Linked DNA regions of Homo sapiens: region 2 is linked to region 1. Evidence: read pairs that join two places in POLR2A ChIA-PET (ENCODE). Cell type or tissue: OCI-LY7. All regions are shown on one strand. Region 1 overlaps SYNE3 (spectrin repeat containing nuclear envelope family member 3). Region 2 overlaps SYNE3 (spectrin repeat containing nuclear envelope family member 3).

What was found. ChIA-PET counts read pairs that join two places held together with the same protein. Peaks named below come from ENCODE experiments on the same cell type or tissue, not always from the same donor. Only the 100,000 strongest peaks of a DNase experiment are listed, where the experiment ranks them.
Region 2: POLR2A ChIA-PET joins it to region 1 with 10 read pairs; 3 of 35 experiments call an interaction of 5 or more read pairs at or near these places.

Annotation. Positions count from the first base shown.
Region 1 is chr14:95,439,920-95,444,919 of GRCh38, reverse strand. SYNE3 (spectrin repeat containing nuclear envelope family member 3) reads left to right here. Exons shown (of 18, transcript NM_152592.6): 10 at 292-435; 11 at 1,631-1,765; 12 at 4,845-5,000. Among named protein-coding and RNA genes, the nearest start is that of SYNE3-AS1, 74 kb to the left of the region's middle. In OCI-LY7, CTCF peaks have their summits at 2,049 and 2,251 (motif pointing left); DNase peaks (open chromatin) are centred at 2,189 and 2,729; H3K27ac peaks cover 2,113 bases.
Region 2 is chr14:95,493,785-95,498,784 of GRCh38, reverse strand. All of the region lies in intron 1 of SYNE3 (spectrin repeat containing nuclear envelope family member 3), which reads left to right. Among named protein-coding and RNA genes, the nearest start is that of SYNE3-AS1, 20 kb to the left of the region's middle. RefSeq lists enhancers at 3,060-3,159, 3,048-3,549. In OCI-LY7, no CTCF peak of the experiment used is centred here; DNase peaks (open chromatin) are centred at 954 and 3,074; H3K4me3 peaks cover 1,337 bases; H3K27ac peaks cover 3,587 bases.

The sequences.
Region 1 (5,000 bases):
CTTTATTTACAAAAACAGGCCTCTGGTGGGATTTGGTCGGTGGGTGGAGGGGTGTAGCTTGCCCCAGTTCTGGAGGGATGTGGCCAAAGTGTTCTGTGAGGACGCTGTAGTGACCCTAAGGAGAGGCACCCAACTCCATCAGGGCTCAGGGAAGGCTTCCTGGAGGGGGTGGCGCCTGAATGAGCATGAGCTGGCCGAGACGAAGAGCAGCCTGGCTGAACGGGTCGGGTCTCACAACACGGTGCTCATGAGGAACGCTCTTAATGTGCACACTGTCCTGTGTCTCTGCAGAGCCTGCTCGCTCAGCACAAAGACTTTGGAGCAGCTTTTGAGCCCCTGCAGAGGAAGCTCTTGGACCTCCAGGTCAGGGTCCAAGCCGAGAAGGGGCTTCAGCGGGACCTTCCTGGAAAACAGGCCCAGCTCTCAAGGTTGCAGGTGAGGGGTCTGTGAGGCCTGAATCACTCCTGCCCAGGTGCTCAGCTGCACCTGGAAGCAGCGTCTCCCTCTAGCAGTAACCAGCAAAGCAACAGCTGCCGTGAGCCAGAAATTTAGACCCTTAGTTGAGATCTGACCTTTCACCTCAACAGAACCTCTGCTTATTTATCTGATGGTTCCTGACCTCAAACAACTGAGTCTTGAGCTCAGCAAAATGACAAACTGTCTTTCTGTTTACTCCTCAGTTCCAAAGTCTAACATTGGTATTTGTTTTTAGAATTGCTTTGCTAAGTATTCTTAATGAGTCCAGAGGTGTTCAGTTAAACCAACTTTGGGATTAAGAATAAATGTTCTGAAACGTGGACTGTAAGTAGGCTGACCGTTGATCATTGTTGGCTGGATAAGGAACTTGATGGTTTTTTAAAATGCGCGTGATACAATAGTTCTCTCTTTAAAACCCAAGCACAGCTCATACATAAATTGAGAGTGTTCTCTAGAAGACATTAAAAATAGTGCATTTTAGGCCGGGAGCGGTGGCTCACGCCTGTAATCCCAGCACTTTGGGAGGTGAGCAGATTGCCTGACTTTAGGATTTTGAGATCAGCCTGGGCAACATGGTGAAACCCTGTCTCTACTTAAAATAAAAAATTTTTTTTAAAAAAGCAAAAAATTTAGCCAGGCGTGGTGGCGGGAATCTGTAACCCCAGCTACTTGGGAGGCCGAGGCACCAGAATCACTTGAACCCAGGAGGCAGAGGTTGCAGTGAGCCCACATTGTGCCACTGTGCTCCAGCCTGGGCGACAGAGTGAGACTCTGTCTCCAAAAAAAGAAAAAAAATAGTGCATTTTGGGTTTTAAAACTAAAATTGGGACGTGTTTCCTCATAATGAGAGGTGGTCATCAAGTATGAGTCCCAATGTGAGTTTGTCCCCAGAGATGCCATCTGTCTTGTAGCAGAGTTTATTTTCATGGTGTCCCAGAATATTTTTGTCTGATTTTTAAAATCTCTCCAGCCCTGAGAGTGGGCCCATCAGACCAGCCATGTGGTTGGTACTTCCGCTGGTATGAAAGAGCCCCACCGCCTTGGGGAATTCACCCCTCCCAGGCTCTCCCACTCAGAGGCTCTGCCCTGATCGGCCACCCCAAGGGAGGGAGAGGTGGGAAGATTAGCCTACCTGTTCCCTTCTCTACTGCAGGGGCTGCAGGAAGAGGGGCTGGACTTGGGGGCACAGATGGAGGCTGCAAGGCCTCTGGTCCAGGAGAACCCCAACCACCAGCACAAAATGGACCAGCTTTCCTCCGACTTCCAGGCCCTGCAGAGGTCTCTGGAGGTAAGGGGCTGGCAGAAGGGCCTGTGCTTTGACAGAGAGCCGGCCCCTGTCATCCAACACGCCTGGGGCCTTTCTTCCCCTTTCCTGCCTTCATTCCTTCTAACCTCTCTTTTTTCTTTCTCCCTGTTTTCTTCCCTTCCTCATTCATACAACAGACAATTATTGAGCACCTCCCATATGCCAGGCAGTGTTCTAGGTGGCCCTAAGGATGGAGGTAGCAGAGCATGACAGCCCAGGCCCCTGCTCTCCTGGGAGTTACGCCCCAGTTGGGTAGATGGACAATTAATCATCAAGCAAACAAGCCAATGCACAATTACATATTGAGATTAGGGCCAAGCGGCAAAAGAAGAGAGCAGGCTGCTGAGATCCTTAGGCAGCCCAGAACACAGGCGGCCTCGGGTCCCTTGCAGCCTGCACAAGGCCTGGAGGCCACAGAGCTTCATCGCCAGTGCCCTCTAGTGGCCACCTCAGCTCTTTCTAGGGTTTGTCCAGGATTCAGTCCCCTTCCAGCAGTAGGGATGGAACTCAAAGCTCCTTCAAAACTGGCCTGAGGACAAGTGGAAATGCAGACTCCAGGCCCCACTGTGACACTGATTCAGATGGAGTCCTGGGTCTGCCGTTGTAACAAGCCCTGAGGAGTATAAAGCAGGGTCTCTGGTGCTCACACCTCAAGAAAACCCAGTGAGGCAGTGAGAGCTCTCCCTCCTACCTGACATTGCACGCCCTATTTCATACCAAACATTCCTAACCTCCTCTTTACACTCCTGAAATTCATAGGGAATATACCCACCCAGGAAATAGAAAAGAGAAATCAAAGGAAAGTAATTATAATACAATATTGTCCAATATGTAAGTACTCCCAGATGGCCACACTCAAGACATAAGGAGGTGGTCAGAACGTGCCCTCCCTGTGTGACAGCCGCAAATGCTGTGTCAGGTGGCACAACCATCACGGCCTCTAGTGATGTGGTTTTCTGAAATGGGAACAACGCTTGATAGCACTTTGATCAAACCCAAGAGCAGTCTTCCATCCACTTACACAAAGGGTGCAGCTCTAGAGAAGTCAGTATGTTTGTTAAAACTGCAAAATCTTCCTTGTGTTTGTGTGTTGATTGGAGTGACAGTCTGAGCTCAGGTCATGCCAAGCAGGTTTTTTACTGCTGTAGATATTAGGAGGACATGAGAAAATCGTGTGGGATGTGGGCAAATTCTGCATTTGTGGACTATCCACCCCAGGGTGGAATGCGAGCACCCATCCCTCTCACTCCACCTAGTATCACCCTCACCACCTCTATCGCAGCAACTGCAAACCCTCCCCACCAGTTTCCAGGACATAAGGCATCACCTGTGGAGCCCCATTGGTGTAAGTGACGATTAATGTCTGGTTGAATTCATTTAATTACATTCAATAAACTAGCAGTTAGTAGTTTCAAGGTCGAGGCAGTAGAGAAATAGGACACACTGTCCTCACTCCTCAGGAGCCCATAGAAACCCGTAGAAGCAGCAAAAGTCTCCTAATACCTCCATCCAAATGATGGGCTAGATTAGTCGTTACGAGAAGCAGCGTTAACTGAGCATCACTCGGTGTTGCAAAATGATGATATTCCAATTCTTATTGATTGTTTATATTCTTCTTTAAAGAGAAATTGCCCTTTTATTATTTTGGTACCCAGTGCTTGTTAATCTAATATGTCCTTCCCCACAGCGAGGCAGTCTCTGTGTCCCCCTGGGGGGCAGGTATCTGATGTTGGAGATCACAGCTCTATGTACGGGAAGCCCTTGGAGGCGTCTGGTCTAATGTTGGCACACAGGGACCAGGAGGGGACAGTGGTAGGGACAACTCAGAGAAGTGGAGTTTTAGATAACTTCTCAGGCCCTCATTGATGGCTCACTGAGGACAGAGGCAGCAGTCTCCCCAGCCCCTGGTATGGGCCTGGTATCCAGCGATCTCAGTCAGTGTCTGTGGAATGTAGAAGGCAGGGCCTATGGTAGCCCTGCAGAGAGTCATGATGACCTTATTCAAGGAACACAGCTGGAATGGGAACGGCAGGCCCTGGGGTCTGACTGGTTCATGGCAGGCTATGTAAAGAAAGCTCCAAGGGTCTCAGGCTGGGTGGCCAGAGGCATAGAGAATGGCTGCCCTTCTGGGGACAGTGTCCACCTTTCCTGGTGACAGAGAGCTGAACAATAGATTGGCCCAGGAAACAGTACTCAGGAAAAAGAACAAAGAAAGACTGAACGTGAATATCTGAGTGTGCAGCTCGATTACTTTTTTTAAAAATTAAATGCATCTGTGTTACCAGCACCCAACTAAAACACAGAATATTACCAGCCTCCCAAAGCCTCTGTGCCTGCGGTCATGCCCAGCTCACCATTCCCGACCCTCAAGGGGGGCTCTGACTTCATGCTTCCCGCAACATAGCTTGGGCTTGCCTGATGTTATCCTTCATTTAAATTGAATTGGACAGAATGTTTTCTTTTGTGCCTGGCCTTTAGCTCTCCAGATGATGGTTGTAAATTCATCTGCTGTATTGCATGTGGTTATAGACTGTTCATTCTTGCTGCTGTAAAACATTCCATTGTGTGAATATACCACCGTGTATTTATTCATTCTACTCTTGATGGGCACTTGGATAGTTTCCAACTTGGGGCTGTCACATGTATGACCTTGGGTGAGGATATGTTCCCATTTCTGGGACATACACCGGGAGTGGAATGGCTGGGCCATCAGCTACAGCCACGTTCCATTTGGGTAGATTCTGACCCGTGGTTTCCACAAGTGGTTGAGCCAATTTACACTTGGATCAGTGGTGGACAGGAGATCCAATTTCCCCCACCCTCACCTAGACTTGGTCGTTTTCCTAAAAGTAAGATAGGCTTTAAACCAGATTTGATCTTCCAAGGGTAAATTCCTTGTGCTGTGTGGAGGGAAGGGCCAGCCCAGCCTCTTGTGGTGCTACTTGGTGGGGAGCCCTGGGGTCCCCAGCGGGTGTGAGAGCCCTGCAGGGTGGGGGTGGTGCGGGGGTCTCCCCCTCGGCCAGCACTCAGGATGCCCTGGGCTCCCCGGGCTGTGCTGCAGGACCTTGTGGACAGGTGTCGGCAGAGTGTGCAGGAGCACTGCACCTTCAGCCACCAGCTGCTGGAGCTGCGGCAGTGGATCGTTGTGACCACGCAAAAGCTGGAGGCACACCGGGGAGAGGCGGGCCCGGGGGATGCCGAGTCCCAAGAGGCCGAG
Region 2 (5,000 bases), 54 kb before region 1:
GCACCAGGCTCACTCAGTGCCAGGCTCTTTGCATGCTTATGGGTGCCATTGTCATCCTCATTTTACAAATGAGGAATCTGGGGAACAGACAGGTGAATACACTTGCCTGAGTCACACAGCTAGTAGATGGAGAAGACAGATGCAGTCCTATTCTATACATACTTCAAAGTCTGTACCTTTTCTGTCTCATGTAACTTGAATGCTGGACTTAATACTCTTAACTTTTTCTGAAAGTCTAGTGGAACTATGAAATCTTTGAATTTGTAGGCCCAGAGCGGTGGCTCACGCCTGTAATCCCATCACTTTGGGCGGCTGAGGCAGGCGGATCACCTGAGGTCAGGAGTTCGAGACCAGCCTGGCCAACATGGTGAAACCCTGTCTTTATTAAAAATGCAAAAATTAGCTGGCTATGGTGGTGCATGCCTATAATCCCAGATTTCTGGTGAAATGAATGGAATCCCAGCTACTTGGGAGGCTGAGGCAGGAGAATCGCTTGAACCCGGTAGGTGGAGGTTGTAGTGAGCCAAGATTATGCCACTACACTCCAGCCTGGGTGACAGAGCAAGACTCCATCTCAAAAAAACAAAACAAACAAACAAACAAAAATCTTTTAATTGTGATTAAAATGTAACTTTAAAAGCCTCTAATTTTTTTAAAAAAAATTGTTAATACCACTTTAAGGAAATTGAAATCTTAGAAATGTACACATGATTTCACTGCTCTATGATGCTACTTTTTTCCTTTTTTTTTTTTTTAAGAGTTGGGATCTTGTCCTGTCACCCAGGCTGGAGGGGAGTGCAGTGGCGCTCCTGTCACAGCTCACTGCAGCCTTGGATTCTGGGCTCAAGAGGTCTTTCTGACTAAGGCTCTCTAATTGTGGGGATTACAGGCACGTGGCACTGCATCCGGCTTCATTCTTCATCTTTTTTTGACAGTTTTTGAATGATTTGCACAGGAGGGGTTGACAAACTGTGGCCTGCTGGTCAAATGCCACCTGTTTTTGTAAATAAAGTTTTGTTGGAACGCAGTCATGCTCATTTATTTACATGCTATCTGTGGCTATTTTCATGCTACCATGACAGATTTGAGGAGATGTGACGGAGACCATATGGCTTGTAAAGCCTAAAAGCCTTGCTCTCTGACCGTCTCCAGAAACAGTCTGCCAACCCTCGCTCTAGAGTGCAGCGCTTTGCAGTCTGCTCTTTTTCTCTGCAGACCGTGCATTATTCTAGGGTGTTAATTTCTCGTTGTAAATGGCCAGATTATGCTGTAGAGTGGGTGGATGTCACAAACTTTCCTTGCTGGACTGTTATATTGCATCTTTTTTTTTCTCCCCTCGGGAAAACTGTCACATTTGCAAATTTATTATTTATTTGTTATATAGCACCTACTGTGTGCCAGCATTGTTCTAAGCACTTTACCAATATGAACTCACCTAGTCTTCAGATCTGCAGTGAGAAGTTTATGCTAATACCATCCCCATATTACAGATGAGAAGGCAAAGTCAGAGGAGTTAAATATACTGGGCTAAGACCACATAGCTTATTTGGCAGCAAAGTCAGGTTTGAATCCTTAGCAGCTGTTAGGAAGTGTCCCAGGAAAAGCAGGCCTTTGTGAATCCCTGTGTGGGGGGACAGGGGCTGGGGCAGTGACTCACCAGGAGTGAGCCCTGCCAGGCCCCCTCAGCCCAGCCCTGGAGCCTCACACCATCCAGATTTGAATTGGCCCTAATCTTCCAGCTCGGGCCAAGTGACCACAAATTTTATTTCTTTGTTTAAAATGGCCCTGAAAAGAGGGCCAGCAGCTGATGCTAAAGAGCAAGTGCAGAGCCCTAAGAAAACAATGGCTCCGGATCAGAAAAATACCATTTGGGTGTAAGAGTACGAGAGTGGATAGTTGAGCCCGGCAGGAGTGCTGCTTCATGGCTGGAAGACTCCACAGCTTGCTCACTTGCTACATAAATGATAACTTTGCAAATATTTGAGTTGCCTGGAGAAAACATAAATGCAATATAACTGTCCAAGAAAAAGGAAGTGGTTCAAGAAAGTTTGTGACCTTCACTCCATAGAATATTCTGAGCTGTTTACAATGAGAATGTAATGATGGACACTGTGGATTGCTTGTGGCAAACATATTCTTATCTTCTGTGAGATAGGGGGTCTTAGGGGAGGAGGAGGGAATTCCAGACGTTCTCACCAGGAGAACAAGCTTCCTAAGATTTCATGGAGCCCTCGTGGCCCATCCAGGTCCCACCCCCGATCCCAGGAATGATGTCAGAGGAGGCTGGTTAAAATCCCCAGCTCACAGACACATTTTGGAATGTGAATTTAGCTAGGGCTTCCCACAGGACATTCATAAATGGGTGGATTCCAGAAGGTCCCATGTTAAGAAATGCCATGTTAGAGAGACTGGAGTGGAGGGATCAGGGGAGGGAGTCCACAGTGTTGAGAATCCTCCAAATGCAACACTCACTTTGCAGAAGAAGAAAGAGACATTGAGCTTTGTCAGGGCAGGATGCTCTTATCTGTTTGGTTCATCTCTGTGATCTTCAACACTGACCACAGTGTCTGGCATAGGCTTTGAAGGATTTGTCATTAAGTGAATTAAGCATCTCCCAAGCTTTGGAAAGGAGAGAAATTGGGTCTGGTATAGTTCTTGATCAGAAGACAAGACGACCACAACCTGACTCTCTGCCCATCCACTTAGGGTCCTTTTAGGGCATGGCCTTCATCTTCTCCCGGCCCCTCTGAGTGGAATGAGAGGTGGGAGAGACCTGGGTTTTGGAGCCGCTGCCCTGTCAAGGTGCTCTGCCTGATTCATTTCAAGCCATACTCTTGAGAGGCCCACTGGGGAAGGCTTCGCAGGCCCAGCTGCCATAACCCCAAGCCTCACTGGCCCCTCGGGCTTGTCCCAGGCTTAGGACTGTTCACGGGGGACAGTCCAGCATGAGCCACTGGGGCTCACCCTCCACCCCGTCTGTCTCTCAGTCAGTTGGGTGTGAGATGGGAAATCCTGTTCTGAGTCAAAAAGGAACCCTCCTCCCTTGCCTTCCTGATTCACTTCCTCATTCTGCCGACATTTTACAGCCTGGCACAGGTGCTGGAGCCATGCAGGCCTGGCCTTGCTTCTGACTTGGTGCCTCAGTCACTGTCTGACGTGGGCAGGAGAGCCAGCTTCAGTTTCCCCATCTGTCAGGCAGCACGATGACCCCTGATTTGAAGGTTGATGGGGGCCTTCATGGTGTCTGCCCAGTGCCTGGCACACAGCAGGCCTCACCCATGGGAACTATTGCCATTGTGAGTAGCATTTGATAACATTTTACCCAACCAACAGGAGTCTCCTTTGGCACCCTAAGATCAAGACCCAGTGATAACCTTGACACCTACCAGGACAATCATAGGGTCGCAGATGAACCCAGAGCAGGAGACAGGGTAGCAGCAGGCAGGAGACTCCTTAACTGTCAAACAGCATTGTCCAAGGTGGGCCCGGCTGGGCATTTTGCTGGGAAAAGGACTGTAAGGACAGACTGGGCACAGACACTCTTGGAAGGAATGGAGGCTGCTCTCACAGTTCATTAGACATTGGCAAGCTTAATCAGTTCTTGAGAAAAGACCCTTCTATCTGAACCCATGGCCTTTTTTTTCTTTCTTTTCTTTTCTTTCTTTTTTTTTTTGAGACTGAGTCTCGCTCTGTTGCCCAGGCTGGAGTGCAATGGCATGATCTCGGCTCACTGCAACCTCCGCCTCCCAGGTTCAAGCGATTCTCCTGCCTCAGCTTCCTGAATAGCTGGGATTACAGGTGCCTGCCACCACGCCCAACTGATTTTTGTATTTTTAGTAGAGACGGGGTTTCACCATGCTGGCCAGGCTGGCTCGAACGCCTGACCTCAGGCGATCCACACACCTCAGCCTCCCAAAGTGCTGGGATTACAGGCATGAGCCACGGCGCCCAGCACCCATGGCCTTTTTTTTGAAGAGCAGGTTTACAATAAATAGGATGCCTTAGGGTTAAACGGCACCTTACAAGGCATTTCCTAGCATGTGACTTAAGGTGCCCTGTTGCAAGGGCCCTGCTTGGTCCAGTGTGGTTTTCACACCATTGAGCAGATGCTGCCCTGACTGCTTGTGGGTCCTGTCACTGAGTAGGCTGTGCCACTCTCTTGCTCACAAACCCTCACTGGCTCCCTATTGCCCACAGAGTAAAACCCACACAACCCTTTGGAATCCTGTGCTGTTCAGTCCCCTCAGCCTGCTCTCCAGTATGGCCTCCTCCCGTCTCTCTTTGTTAACAATTGCCAAACCCATCCTGCAGCCTGAACTTGGCCTTGCACTTCCCCATCTCCCAGCTTTTGGTCTCGCCAGTCCATCCACTCGTTATGCCCTTTCCCACTTCTCATCTTATTCAGACCCTGCTCATCCTTCACATCCCAGCCAGGGTATCCCTTCCTCTATGAGCCTCTCCTGGAATCTTCATAAGAATCATTGCTCCTTTCTCTAGGCTCTGTGCCTCTGCATTTAACACCCATAGCACTCTCATTTAGAGCTTGTGATCTGGAGAACCCGAGCTTGAAACCTATAGGCCCTAGTGGCACCGCGCCAGGCACATCTGGATGTGGAAGTCAAATGGTCTTTTTTTTTTCTTTTTTTTAAGAGTCAGGGGTCTCACTTTGTTGCCCAGGCTGGCTTCAAACTCCTTCTACCTCAGCCTCCTGAGTAGCTGGGATTGCAGGCAGGCACCACCACACCTGGCTAAATGGTGTTAGATTTGAATTCTCGCCTCCCAGCTACTATCTCTGGAATCTTGGGCAGGCCATGAAACTGCTCAGCTTCAGTATTCTCATCTATAAAACAGGAATGAATATTAAGACCTACCTTTCAAGTATAAAATTAAAAAAAAATTATCTCAACAAATGCTATTGAATTGGATTGAGTAGCTTTCACAGGGGGAGTTTATTCCTCACCGGAATTCCAAACACCAAATGATGGGCTGTTGGGTTGAGA